Regions from separate parts of the Homo sapiens genome. Here region 2 is linked to region 1. A link is a contact called in ENCODE Hi-C or POLR2A ChIA-PET data. All regions are on one chromosome and are shown on one strand. Each heading gives the region's core, a stretch centred on a gene start or an enhancer-like site at or near the end of the contact. The rest is flanking DNA. Distances are from core to core; before and after follow the strand shown.

Region 1 (5,949 bases), core at 3,241-5,740:
ACCACTGCGCTCCAGCCTGGGTGACAGAGCAAGACTCTGTCTCAAAAAATACATAAATAAATAAAGGAGGAAAAGGGGGGAAAAGTGAGGCCAAGCAAGAGCTAGCTTGGCAAGGGACTTAAATGCCTCATGAAAGAGCTTAGACTTTTCTCTTAAGGCTATTGGAAGGGTTTAAGCAAGATTGTCTTTGCATTTTATTAAGATCTCCTTGGCAGCATAGTAGATGGAGTCCAGGGGTGCAGACCTGGTGGTGGGAAGACTCTTTAGGAAGTGATTGCAAAAACTAACTGAGGTGAGAGATGATGATGGCCTGAACTAATGTAGTGGCAATGGGAATGAGGAGTAGAGGATAAACTTGAGAGCTCTGAAGAGATAGAAAGACTGGGATTCATTGTTATCAGTCAAAATGGCTACAGATAATTTCACAACCTCGGCTGCCACAGGTGGGCGAGGCACTGTGGTGCTCATTACAGTCACTCAGGGATCCAGGCCAAGGAGCATCTCCAGTGTGGGCTGGTAGCTGTGCAAGAGGGAAAGCTCTCTAAGGACTCACAGGACAGTTAAATGCTGCAGCCACAAAGTGACATCCCTCATTCACAACTCATAGACCAGAACTTGTCACCTGGCTACACCCAATCTCTGGGAGCCAGAAAGTTCAGCTGTGAATGAGCAACCCTGAGACTGCCCCTGTGCCTAACCGGATGTGGGGAATGAAGACGTCTGGGTTTCTGACTTAGAGAATTAGCCAGACTGGCCAGGCATGGTGGCTCACGCCTGTAATCCCAGCACTTTGGGAGGCCGAGGTGGGCGGATCACAAGGTCAGGAGATGGAGACCATCCTGGCTAACACGGTGAAACCCTGTCTGTACTAAAAATACAAAAAATTAGCCGGGCATGGTGGTGGGTACCTGTAGTCCCAGCTACTCGGGAGGCTGAGGCAGGAGAATGGTGTGAACCTGGAAGGCAGAGCTTGCAGTGAGCTGAGATAGCTGCATCCCAGCCTGGGTGACAGAGCGAGACTCCATCTCAGGAAAAAAAAAAAAAAAAAAGCATTCAGGCCGGGCACAGTGGCTTACGCCTGTAATCCTAGCATTTTGGAAGGCTGAGGCAGGCGGATTGCCTGAGGTCTGGAGACGGAGACCAGCCTGGCCAACATGGCAAAACCCCATCTCTACCAAAAATACCAAAATTAGCCAGGTGTGGTGGCAGGCGCCTGTAATCCCAGCTACTCAGGTGGCTGAGGCAGAAGAATTGCTTGAATCCGGGAGGCGGAGGTTGCAATGAGACAAGATCATGCCACTGCACTCCAGCCTGGATGACAGAGCGAAACTTTGTCTCAAAAAAAAAAAAAAAAAAAAAAAAAAAAAAGGCCGGGCAAGGTGGCTCATGCCTGTAATCCCAGCTTTTTGGGAGGCTAAGGCAGGGGGATCACGAGGTCAAGAGATCCAGACCAGCCTGGCCAACATGGCGAAACCCCTTCTCTACCAAAAATACAAAAGTTACCTGGGCGTGGTGGTGCACACCTGTAGTCCCAGCTACTTAGGAGGCTGAGGCAGGATAATCGCTTGAACCCGAGAGGCGAAGGTTGCTGTGAGCAGAGATTGTGCCACTGCACTCCAGCCTGGCAACAGAGTGAGACTCCGTCTCAAAAAAAAAAAAAAAAAGTAACATTCAGATCTAATACTATGTGTCTTTCTTGAATTTTCATATGGACTATTGTGTCAACATATGGTGTTAAAAAAAAAGTTATTAACTAAGATATTAGTGAAGCCTTCCTCACATAAGAATATCAGGCTGCTGGCCAGGTGCGGTGGCTCACACCTGTAATCCCAGCACTTTGGGCAGCCTAGGCAGGTGGATCACTTGAGGTCAGGAGTTCGAGACCAGCCTGGCCAACATGGCAAAACGCTGTCTCTACTAAAAAATACAAAAATTAGATGGGTGTGGTGGCGCATGCCTGTAGTCCCAGCTATGTGGGAGGCTGAGGCAGGAGAATTGCTTAAACCCAGGAGGCGGAGGTTGCAGTGAGCCGAGATCGCACCACTGCACTCCATCCTGGGCGACAGAGCGAGACTCCATCTCTTTAAAAAAAAAAAAAAAAAAGGGAAGAATATCAGGCTGCTGAATTCAAAATGCCAGAGATGTAAATGCCCTCCGCCTTCTTACTGCCATCCCCCAGCATGGCACATTTCAAGATATTAAGGGATGGGAGTCAGGAGGAGCTGTAATTAAGCTGATTGGAACCTATTGTGCTGCTCTGGAGCACAGACACCAAGCAGCCTTAGGGAATGAGTGCCTCAAGATCACTGGGAAATGATGTCCTCTTTTCCAGAAAATAACGTAGCAGAAATACTCAATCTATACTATTTCTCCCTTTCTTTGTTTTCCATCTCCCCTCCCCAATTTAATTGTGGTGCTTACTGTGTACCTTTAAAACTGACTTTTATCATGCATTTGTTTCTTAACAGTTGCGAGAAAGAATCAAAGCTGGCAAAGGTGTGACTTCAGCTATTGACCTGTGTCGTTACCATGGAAACAAGGCACTGGAGGCCCTGGAGAGCTTTCCTCCCTCGGAGGCCAGATCTGCTTTAGAAAACATTGTGTTTGCTGTGACCAGATTTTCATGACATCAAATTAAAAAGACACTATTGTTAGTTAGCTGAAAATCCTAGGGAATGAGGTTGATTGGGAGCGCTTTCACGATGCGTTAATGACTTTTAAAACATATGCATTTTTCCTTCCTTTTATCACATTGCTAAATGAGTTCTGCTTTCTTTTTGGAACTGCTACAAACAAAATTAGAAGAAAAAAAGGTCAAGCAGTTTTCACTTGTCACGCCAGAAGCACACTTGAGGCTGCAGTCGCAGAAATAATTAATGAGATTCGCTCCTGTGACCTCAGCAAATGGACAGGAAATAAGTCCTTATTGATTGGACCGAGCCAGGGATGGCGCCAGGGCGGTGGCCTGTGGTTTTTCCTGCTAGAGAGGACAAAGCAAGTTGGAAGCTGCAGGTGTCAAGAGAAATGCTCTCAATACCAACCAGGGAGGATTGTCTAATCAAAAACTAGTGACCAATTTGTCATAATGGAGAGTAGTTCAATGGATTGAGAAAAATATGTTTTATTTGTTGGCTTGTAATTATGTCTCTGGATTATTATTATTTTTTTTTTAGATGTAGTTTTGCTCTTGTTGCCCAGGCTGGAGTGCAATGGTGCAGTTTTGACTCACTGCAACCTCCGCCTCCTGGGTTCAAGTGATTCTCCTGCCTCAGCCTCCCGAGTAGCTGGAATTACAGGCACCTGCCACCACGCCTGGCTAATTTTGTATTTTTAGTAGAGATGGGGTTTCACTATGTTGGTCAGGCTAGTCTCGAACTCCTGACCTCAGGTGATCCGCCTGCCTCGGCCTCCCAAAGTGCTGGGATTAGAGGCTTGAGCCACTGCACCTGGCCTCATGTCTCTGGATTTATAATGCAGTATGAATATACTTTGTGCTTTATGGTTTTTATAATGTCTTTTTGGAGAAATTGCCGAAAAGTTGCCAAATACTTGAAGTAGGAGATTAAAATGTTATCAAATGTTAAATTGGTTATATTAGGAATAGTCTGTTTTTCTTTCCTGAAGATCAGTTTTTTTATTCAAACACATTTCAAAGAACCAAATTTTTTTTTTCTTTAAGGAAAAAGGAGCTTTTTTTCAAGTGAAATGTATTCATTTGTAATACTTTGGTTTAAGGCATACTTTAATTTTTACGAGTTTCAGAAACAGAATTTTTGTACTAGGGAATTCATTGGTGAGAGTGTTCTTTTAACCTCAGAATGTCAAATTTTGGTCTTGAACCACAGACATCCAATTACAGAAAGAATATAAGCAATCTCACAGGCCTGCAATCGGACACTGTCTCTGTGTGGTTCATAGGAGATGATTTTTGAGGTTTGCACTCATGCAATTTGAGAACACCGTTGACAAGAAGGCTGAGTTTACATAAATGATCTAGATTGAAACTCAGCTACCTTTCTTCCTCATGTGGTGTAATTACAGCCCTATCTGGAGACAGCGAATACAGCAAACAGATTTTATTACCTAGTTCGCTCAAACACTACATGAAGTTATTTTAGTTAAAGCCCTCCCCCAAAAGTTATAAAACCATTTTATCAGGGCCCAACATGTGGCATGCAATGAAGAGAAAATGTAAAGCTACAGAGGTTAATGTATTGTATTATAAAATATTTTAAGTGTACTCAAAATATCATAATTGTACAGTTTATGCCACCATAATTTGAGGCCTATAGATTTAGCTTAAGAGAACACTGTTCTGTTTGAAATGCTTTCTGTCACTGAAATTGGCTTAATTAGTAACCATGGATAAGATGCTTTAGATCAGACTAGGTTTTAATCATTAACTTCCACAAAGAAGTCATACTTTGCGTTAGGTGTGCTGGTTGGATGTGCAGGAACTTCAGCAAGCAGTAGGTTTTACTAAGCAGATGGTCGGGCACTGCAGGGCACCAGGCAGGATCCTAGGGCGCCTCTTATTCTGCGTTAGCATCTGGTTTGCTGTATGACCTTGCACAAGTCACTTCCTTCTGAGCCTCAATTTTCTCATCTGTACAATGAGATTCAAAAGTTGACCTGAAAGTCAAGTGTGAAAAAAAAAAAGAGATTAAACAAGATAATTATGAAATTCTTTCCAGGTTTGTTTTATTTTCTGAAAGTTTACTATTCTTGACTGTCTAAATAGCAAAGATGCTGTGTGAGGTTCAGGGAGGAGGGAAGGTGAAACCCAAAGAGAGGCCCTGAAGGAATGGAGAGAGCTTAATGGCAAGCTTCCTGCCAAGCTGCCTCTGCATGACCTAAAGGATTCCAGCTCTCCTATGTGACATGTAACCCTGGACTTTTCTGTCTCAACACCTGCCTTGCTGCTTTCTTCGGGACCTTTCCTACCTCCCTGTCATCTTCCCAGCTGCTCTCGTGTCCTTTATCCCATCTCCTGTACCTTGCCATCCTGACTCCCTGGAACCTGGATCCCTGGGAGCAGTAGCCCCCTGCTGCCTGCTGAGTGACAGAGCTCTGCCTCCCCCACAGGGGTGGCTGGCCTCCTTCCTCAGGCCCCACTTAGCAGAATTCTCACTTCCTCAGCATCACGGCAGGCTTTTACAGAACATAACAAGTTGGCTAGTTCACTCCAAAATACAAGACCAATAGCCTTTCTCCCTGCCCCTTCTTCAGGGATATTTATTTCTTAGCACATATGAAGTTCTTATAGTTTCAGACAATCTCTAAGGAGAAATTTGGGGCACTGAAACATTCCTCAATCACACCTCTCAGCCTGCTGCTGCCTGGGTGTGGCTAATGGAGGCAGTAAGTAGAATTAATGGCTCTAGAATGTGTCCTTGGCCCCTCTCCAGCTTTCCCCATCCCCAGTTACCTGCTAGAGGGAAGAATTCATTCATTAGCAATTGTCCTGCTTTCCTCTGCCTAGCACCCCCCAAATTGTCAGCTGGCTCCTGCAAACCTCACTCACTACTCACTCCAGGCCCATGAACTCTCCTCCCTGTTCATTTCTTCTTTGTTAAGTATACTTGGCCAGGTGCGGTGGCTCATGCCTGTAATCCCAGCACTTTGGGAGGCTGAGGCAGGCACATCACCTGAGGTCGGGAGTTTGAGGCCAGCCTGAACAACATGGAGAAACCTCGTCTCTACTAAAAATACAAAATTAGCTGGGCATGGTGGCGCACGCCTGTAATCCCAGCTACTCTGGAGGCTGAGGCAGGAGAATCTCTTGAACCCGGGAGGCAGAGGTTGTGATGAGCCAAGATTGTGCCATTGCTCTCTAGCCTGGGCAACAGGAGTGCAACTTCATCTCAAAAAAAAAAAGTATACTAAAGGCTACATTAATGCAGGCTTCCATGTCCCAGGCACTCTGCTAGGGGCCTTGAATATACTCAC
Region 2 (5,876 bases), core at 1,778-4,277, 510 kb before region 1:
GGTTTTGATATCCCAAGAGAATTGTGCATTCAGACAGCAGTAAGATCGTGAGAAGGAAGAGGAGGAAAAGGGGTGCTGATGGCTTATGAGATGCCACAGAATCTTTCTATGCTGGAACAAAGGTACCTTTTGTTTCCAGAAGGGTCAAAATGTTTGCTTGACAATCTTGGACTACAGACAAAAGCAAAATCAATATCCTGGATGACTGTCTCCATGGCCAAGACCAGATGAATAATGCTATCAGGACAACCACAGCCGGGTGCCTCGGCCGCTGGCACGTCCTTGGCTGGGCTTGCCTCGGCAGAGTTCAGACGGAGTCACCGCCATAAATATAACTCTGCACCAGGAAGCCTCCAAGATTCTCTCGGGCTCCATGGGAGAAGAAAATCAGGTCTCCGGAATCCACAGGATGATCACTTCAAGGGAGCTGCTCGTGGTGCCTCAGATTTTAATGAACATTCATTTTTTTGAGAAGCTAAATCAACTAAGTGCGAGACTCTGAACAGGTCGAGTTGCTTTTCTAGGCTTCTGTTTTTTCATATGTAGAACAAGAGAACTGAACTAGATTTACAATGACTAGAACTAGATATTAGCATACTTTCCACCTTAGGAACTTTCTGATATTTAACTCAGGTATCAAAGAGCCAAACGGACCCACCCCATTCACATAAGGCTGAAATAAAAGTCTCTCTAGTCAGTGGGGTGAGATGGTGTGTGGATGTGAGTGGAACCCGTGGAGCATGTTTGCCTCCATTTGATGGTGCTTCTTGAACCTCAGGCCTGAACCCTTGGAGCCAAAAAAGATCAGGACTTGAAGAGCACTTGGAAGGGACACCACACCTGGGTCTACAGCCTAAACACTCACTTCCCATGCACTGTGTGCTGTCAGTGATGGGCATGGTTAGGAAGCAGGCCCTGGAACGGACGGAGTGGGCTCTTGTCTGCAGACAAGCGTGGTCTAGCAGGTCAGGAAGAGACAGTGCCATCCCAGTAGCTTACCATCTTTTAAAACTCCTTAGTTCTATTTTTTAAAATGTTTCCCAGGGGGAGAAAAATGAACACCTCTGTAATAAAACAAAAAACAAAAAACAAAAAAAAACAGTAGTCATAATAATGAGAAAAGCCAAATAAGCACATGTAAGTGCATTTTTTTTCTTCGAGATTTATTTTTTGTTTGATGAATCTGACACCAGTCAGGGAGAGGAGAATGTTGTGACCCAGCAGAAAAATATGGCCCCAGAGGAGGGGCGGCTTCTTCCTGCCTGGGTGGGTTTGGTGCTGGGGTTGATTTGTTATTATTTTTTAATTTGTTGCTGGAAGGTTTTCTTTTGTTTACTTTTATAAATCTCTCCCCGGGCTTGCGAGCTTCCCCTCCCTCCCGCCTCCCCTTCCCCTGCCCCCAAATTTCATTTTTAAAAAGCGAGCTTGCTCGCCAGGTGTGTCCCCCAAGCTCTCACAGCTCTAATAAATAAGGAGCACCTGTAAAACAGTAGCTTGACTTGTGAAGTGACTCTGTACAAAGGAGAATCTAGAAATACAGTATGTACACCGCATCCTTGGGCCGTGGTGCTTCAAGGCTGGCGCCACACCGTCCTGGCCCTGCCCACCCGCAACTCGCCACCCCTCCTGCTGAGGCTCCGCGGCCTTGTGGGGCGGGGGCACCTGGACCCCTCCAGAGGGAACAATTGCTTTATTTGAGTTAGTAAACAGATACACTGAATCACAAGGTGATTTGATTTTTTTTTTTTTTAGTTTTCTTCCTTTTTTGATTTTTTTCTTAATTTTTTCTCTTCTTTTCTTTTTCTTTTTTTTTCTGTACTCATCAGAATGGGATACTCCACAACTGTCTCACCAACTCAGTGCCAGTACACATGCTCTAGAGGACTTCTGGACTCGCAGCTACAACTGTACAAGTGCACACAAGTGAATCTACCCTGTTATCCTCCACCCACTGATTGAGGATCGAATTGCACATTTCTCTTAACCATGACAGGAGAAAGCAAACAGTGAAACAGAATCATGGGTGATCTTTCTCACTTTCCCTCTTGTTTTCATTGGTTTGTCCATACCATTCTAATTATCATGAAAGGGCTCTGCATATAGAGAGATTGTCTCACTGACTTCCTGGATCACCGAAAACCATCAGGGTTGAAATTTCATCTGAGTCTTTCCTGACGCCCAGCAAATATTCCCCCTCGGATTATTTTACACCTTGAGGGCATTTTGGTCTTCAGTTCAACACTCTTGCTCTGTTCCCAAATGGGGCGCTATTTAGGGGAATTTAAAGAGAAAGCTGAGAAGAATAAACATTTACCGAGTTCTCTTGGCATTCAGTCTCTGAAAAACCACAGTATAAACTATTCATGCTGCTTCTTACATCTGTCAAATCGAAAATTAAAAGCCATAAAAGTGTAACACTGAAAATATGGCATCAAAAAGGATAAAGGTGGCCTTTGTAAAAATAACAAGAAAAGTATATTAGCCAATAAAATATTCTAACTCTTCATTTAAAAGTGCATCCCGGGCAGGACAGAGATGACTCTGAAGCATTGGGCCTCCAGGACCACCCCTCTCCGCCATCAAAACGTGAACAATATAGGTCCAAAACCGTACAATGCAAATCACAATTCTTAGTGTAGCAGCAAAACCACAGCAGTTTTTAAAAAGATTAAAAAAAGATTTTTTGTGTTCCAATCCATATCATCTTCCAGCCTCAGTCGCTGAGCCTTGAAGATGGGGCGGGGAGAATACCTACATTGGTCCTTGTGGCTTGTCGGTATTTCGTTTTTTTTAAAAGCCAGGGGTGAAATCCCTAAGTTCCTCTGGGGAGAAGCAGAGATGGTGGCAGCAGGAAGGCTGGGCCTGCTTGGTGGGTCCAAGATGCGCGGGCTTCTCTGGGCTAGAGGCCATCGAGGGAGGGCTGCTTCCTCTGAGATGCTTAATGACAGGAAGCGGCTTTATTTGCTTGAGTTTTAGCCAGAGGGGGTGGTGAGCTGACCAGCTGGTGTCATTGGATGGCGTGACATGGTTTGCTCTGCGCCCTCTCTCCATGAGCGTACCCTGTGAGTGAACGTTCCTGGAAAAAGAGCAGAAGGGGCTGTCAGAATCCACTGGACCGATCCCCCTCCCTCCGCCCAGCTGGGGAGAACCCAGGCATGAGTCAGACAGCAGCACACTCTCCAGCCGCCAGGGCAGACCTAGGATGAGCCCCAGAACCGCTGCAGCACAGCGTGATTTCAACAGGAGTTTCATTCACGGTCTGCTCAGGTCAGCCCTGCCAGCTTTGTGTGAGGAAATGAAACTCAAGTCGCTTTTTGGAATACCATAATGAGTAGGGTACACCACGCCCTCACCCAAAGACCACAGCATCCTTTGCAACCCAGCAACCCTCCCCCTCCACATGACTGCATGCTTAACCAGCAGGAGGCTTTTTTTTTTTTTTGAGACAGGGTCTCGCTCTGTTGCCCAAGCTGGAGTGCAGTGGTGCAACTGGCTCACTGCAATCTCTGCCTCCCAGTTTCAAGTGATTCTCCTGCCTCAGCCTCCCAAAGTGCTGGGATTACAGGCATGAACCACCGCATCCAGCCCCAGCAGGAGGTCTTTTGAGTCACCCAAGGTCACTCCAAAGCCAGGCAAGGTCACGGAGGACCCTGGAGCTCCTGACCTCACTCCTGTAACCCCATGTCTCAGCTCTGGTATTTGCTGAAAAGAGGGCCAATAGATTCACTTTTTGGCAAGTGGAAAATTACCATGGACACATATACCTATCTTCAGAAGTTTCCCACAAAGGCAACTAAGCTGGAAGAAATGCTTGCTTTTCTCCGTGTGTGGGTCTTGCCTGTAAAAGGTGAGCCATTCACATCTCTTCACATCCAAAACAAACAGTAGCACTGGACTGGAAGAAAATAAATCAACCAAGAGCCTTGGGGTCCCAGGGCAGAGGCTCTGAACAGGATTTTCCACCAGGAAAGTCAGTTTCTGGGGAATGCTCATCCCAACATTCACCGAGATATGAGGCTCTGCCTCTTGATACCTGCAGCCTTCTTTCATTTGCCGCCAGTCACTTGGTTTGAAATAGAGCTTCCTGAGGCCACTCAGTCAGTTCTGGGAGCAGCCACTTAGAAGTCTGCCAACTGCATGGTAAAGCCCCAGAGGTCAGGGGCTTGTCTGTTTTGCTCGTGTCTCTACACCCAACTCGTAGCTCAGAGTCTGGCCCGCTGTGGGCGCTCGACACACTTTGATCACATGAGTGGGTCAGGCGCCTCTCTTCTGCCATGCCCCAAAACAGCACCTTTTCTTCCTGCCAATAAATGAGGCTGTCAGAAATGTGAATGGGTAAAATTTGGCTAAGGTGAGGTGGTGACAGAGGACTTGTAAACATCTTTACAACTGTTGAGATTATTCTTAGAACAATGAACAAATAACTTCAGAGAGGTGATAGAATGTAGGACTTGAAGGGACCCCAGAGATAATACAGTACCATTTCCTCATTTTATAGTGAAGAAATGGAGCCACAAAGAGACCTGGAAGCTTGCTTGGAGTGTTTATAACATGAATTTAGCAAGAGCAAGAGGAGGTCAAATGCCCATTGGGAGGACTAAGTGGAAGCTTGTGCTTTGAACCCTGCTATCTAAATCCTGGTGTTAATGGCAACAATAATCAGCAGCAGCCAAAAACAAGGTTTGAAAGTTTCACTGTGCACGACAGGAAATGCCTGAGTTCCCCCAATCACATTAAATCACCAGATCTGTGTGTACTTAATATGTATATTAAATAACCAAAGTGAAAATGCAAAACACCACAAATATGTAATGGGGGTGGAATTACAAGGCCATGGAAACCTTTTCATTTGGCATGGTCAGATTTGGAAATGTGGATATTTATTTCTGAATAAAGAGCTCACATTTGACTTACTTTCTTTCTTTCTTTCTTTCTTTCTCTTTCTTTCTTTCTTTCTTTCTTTCTTTCTTTCTTTCTTTCTTTCTTTCTTTCTTTTCTTTCTTTCTCAAGAATAAGTGACAATGGAGAGAGGGGATACAAAAATAAAAGCACCAAGAGCCACTATCAAATGTGAGGCCACAAAAATTGAGGAGCTGCAGAGATGACAAGTGGATCCAAAGACACCGGGGTCACTTCTTCTGGGAACAATTCTTTTGCATTTAGCAAGCACAGCCTGGAAGTTGCTATGGAGGGAGGGAAGCCATCCCCACCTCTGGGCCTGGAACCAAGAGTGACTGAATCTTGTAGTTAGAGGGGGCCTCCTTCTTTCTTTAAAAGGGAGGAGGGAGAATGTTTAACATTTTCCTCCAGTAAACTGGGAAACACCGCCATTTTGAATTGCTTACTTAGGGATGCTGCAACTGCTTTTTTAATAATGTAGCTTTTTTCTTTAATGCAATCACTATTTAAAAAAATGAATGTTTCTCCAGTAAGTTTCTTTATATTCAAATCACCTTTGGACAAAGACCAAACACGGACAGCATCAGCCTACTTAAAGAAAATTTCCAGGCTTTCACAAGAGACTCGGTAAAACGGGATTATAATAAGAGCCATTCTGGAACCTTAACTACAGCATTTGCCATCCCAAACACTATAATAATCATTATTATTCTCTGGTATCTATTATTGTCTGGTAAATAATATGTGTTTTCCCCCAAAGTTCTGAAGGGTGCAGCTGCACCACACTCTATTTTTCGCAGCCCTAGTCCTGCTGCTCTGAAAAGCTTGCTCACACGAAGCTTATTTTAAGAGAATGGTAAAGTAGACAATTTGTGCTGTTTCCTTCCCTCTCACCACATACTTGCTGTGTCTGGGACACCCACAAAGGCCAGATGGTGGCAGTACAAGTCCCTCTCTGCTGATAACATTTGAGGAGG

The links. A loop is a pair of places that touch in the nucleus more often than their neighbours do. ChIA-PET counts read pairs that join two places held with the same protein, here RNA polymerase II (POLR2A). Pooled maps may share reads with other maps.
Region 2: a map of Calu3 shows a loop between it and region 1 (2.4-fold over the local background). The contact joins two enhancer-like sites. A Hi-C loop is called at or near these places in 2 of 168 maps with a recorded cell type or tissue (Caco-2 and Calu3) and 1 of 50 pooled maps. POLR2A ChIA-PET finds 5 or more read pairs at or near these places in 3 of 52 experiments (A673, WTC11 and activated B cell).

What each region holds. Positions count from the first base shown.
Region 1 is chr6:107,151,297-107,157,245 of GRCh38, reverse strand. PDSS2 (decaprenyl diphosphate synthase subunit 2) reads left to right here. Exons shown (of 8, transcript NM_020381.4): 8 at 2,469-4,684. The coding sequence ends at 2,627. Among named protein-coding and RNA genes, the nearest start is that of BEND3, 39 kb to the right of the region's middle. Within about 2 kb of position 4,490, at least 2 of the 41 ENCODE cell types and tissues checked have a DNase peak (open chromatin) inside an H3K27ac peak, as active enhancers do.
Region 2 is chr6:107,655,407-107,661,282 of GRCh38, reverse strand. It overlaps SOBP (sine oculis binding protein homolog), which reads right to left. Exons shown (of 7, transcript NM_018013.4): 7 at 1-3,076. Among named protein-coding and RNA genes, the nearest start is that of SCML4, 170 kb to the left of the region's middle. RefSeq lists enhancers at 2,949-3,138, 2,600-3,176, 3,379-3,428, 3,177-3,754. Within about 2 kb of position 3,027, at least 21 of the 41 ENCODE cell types and tissues checked have a DNase peak (open chromatin) inside an H3K27ac peak, as active enhancers do.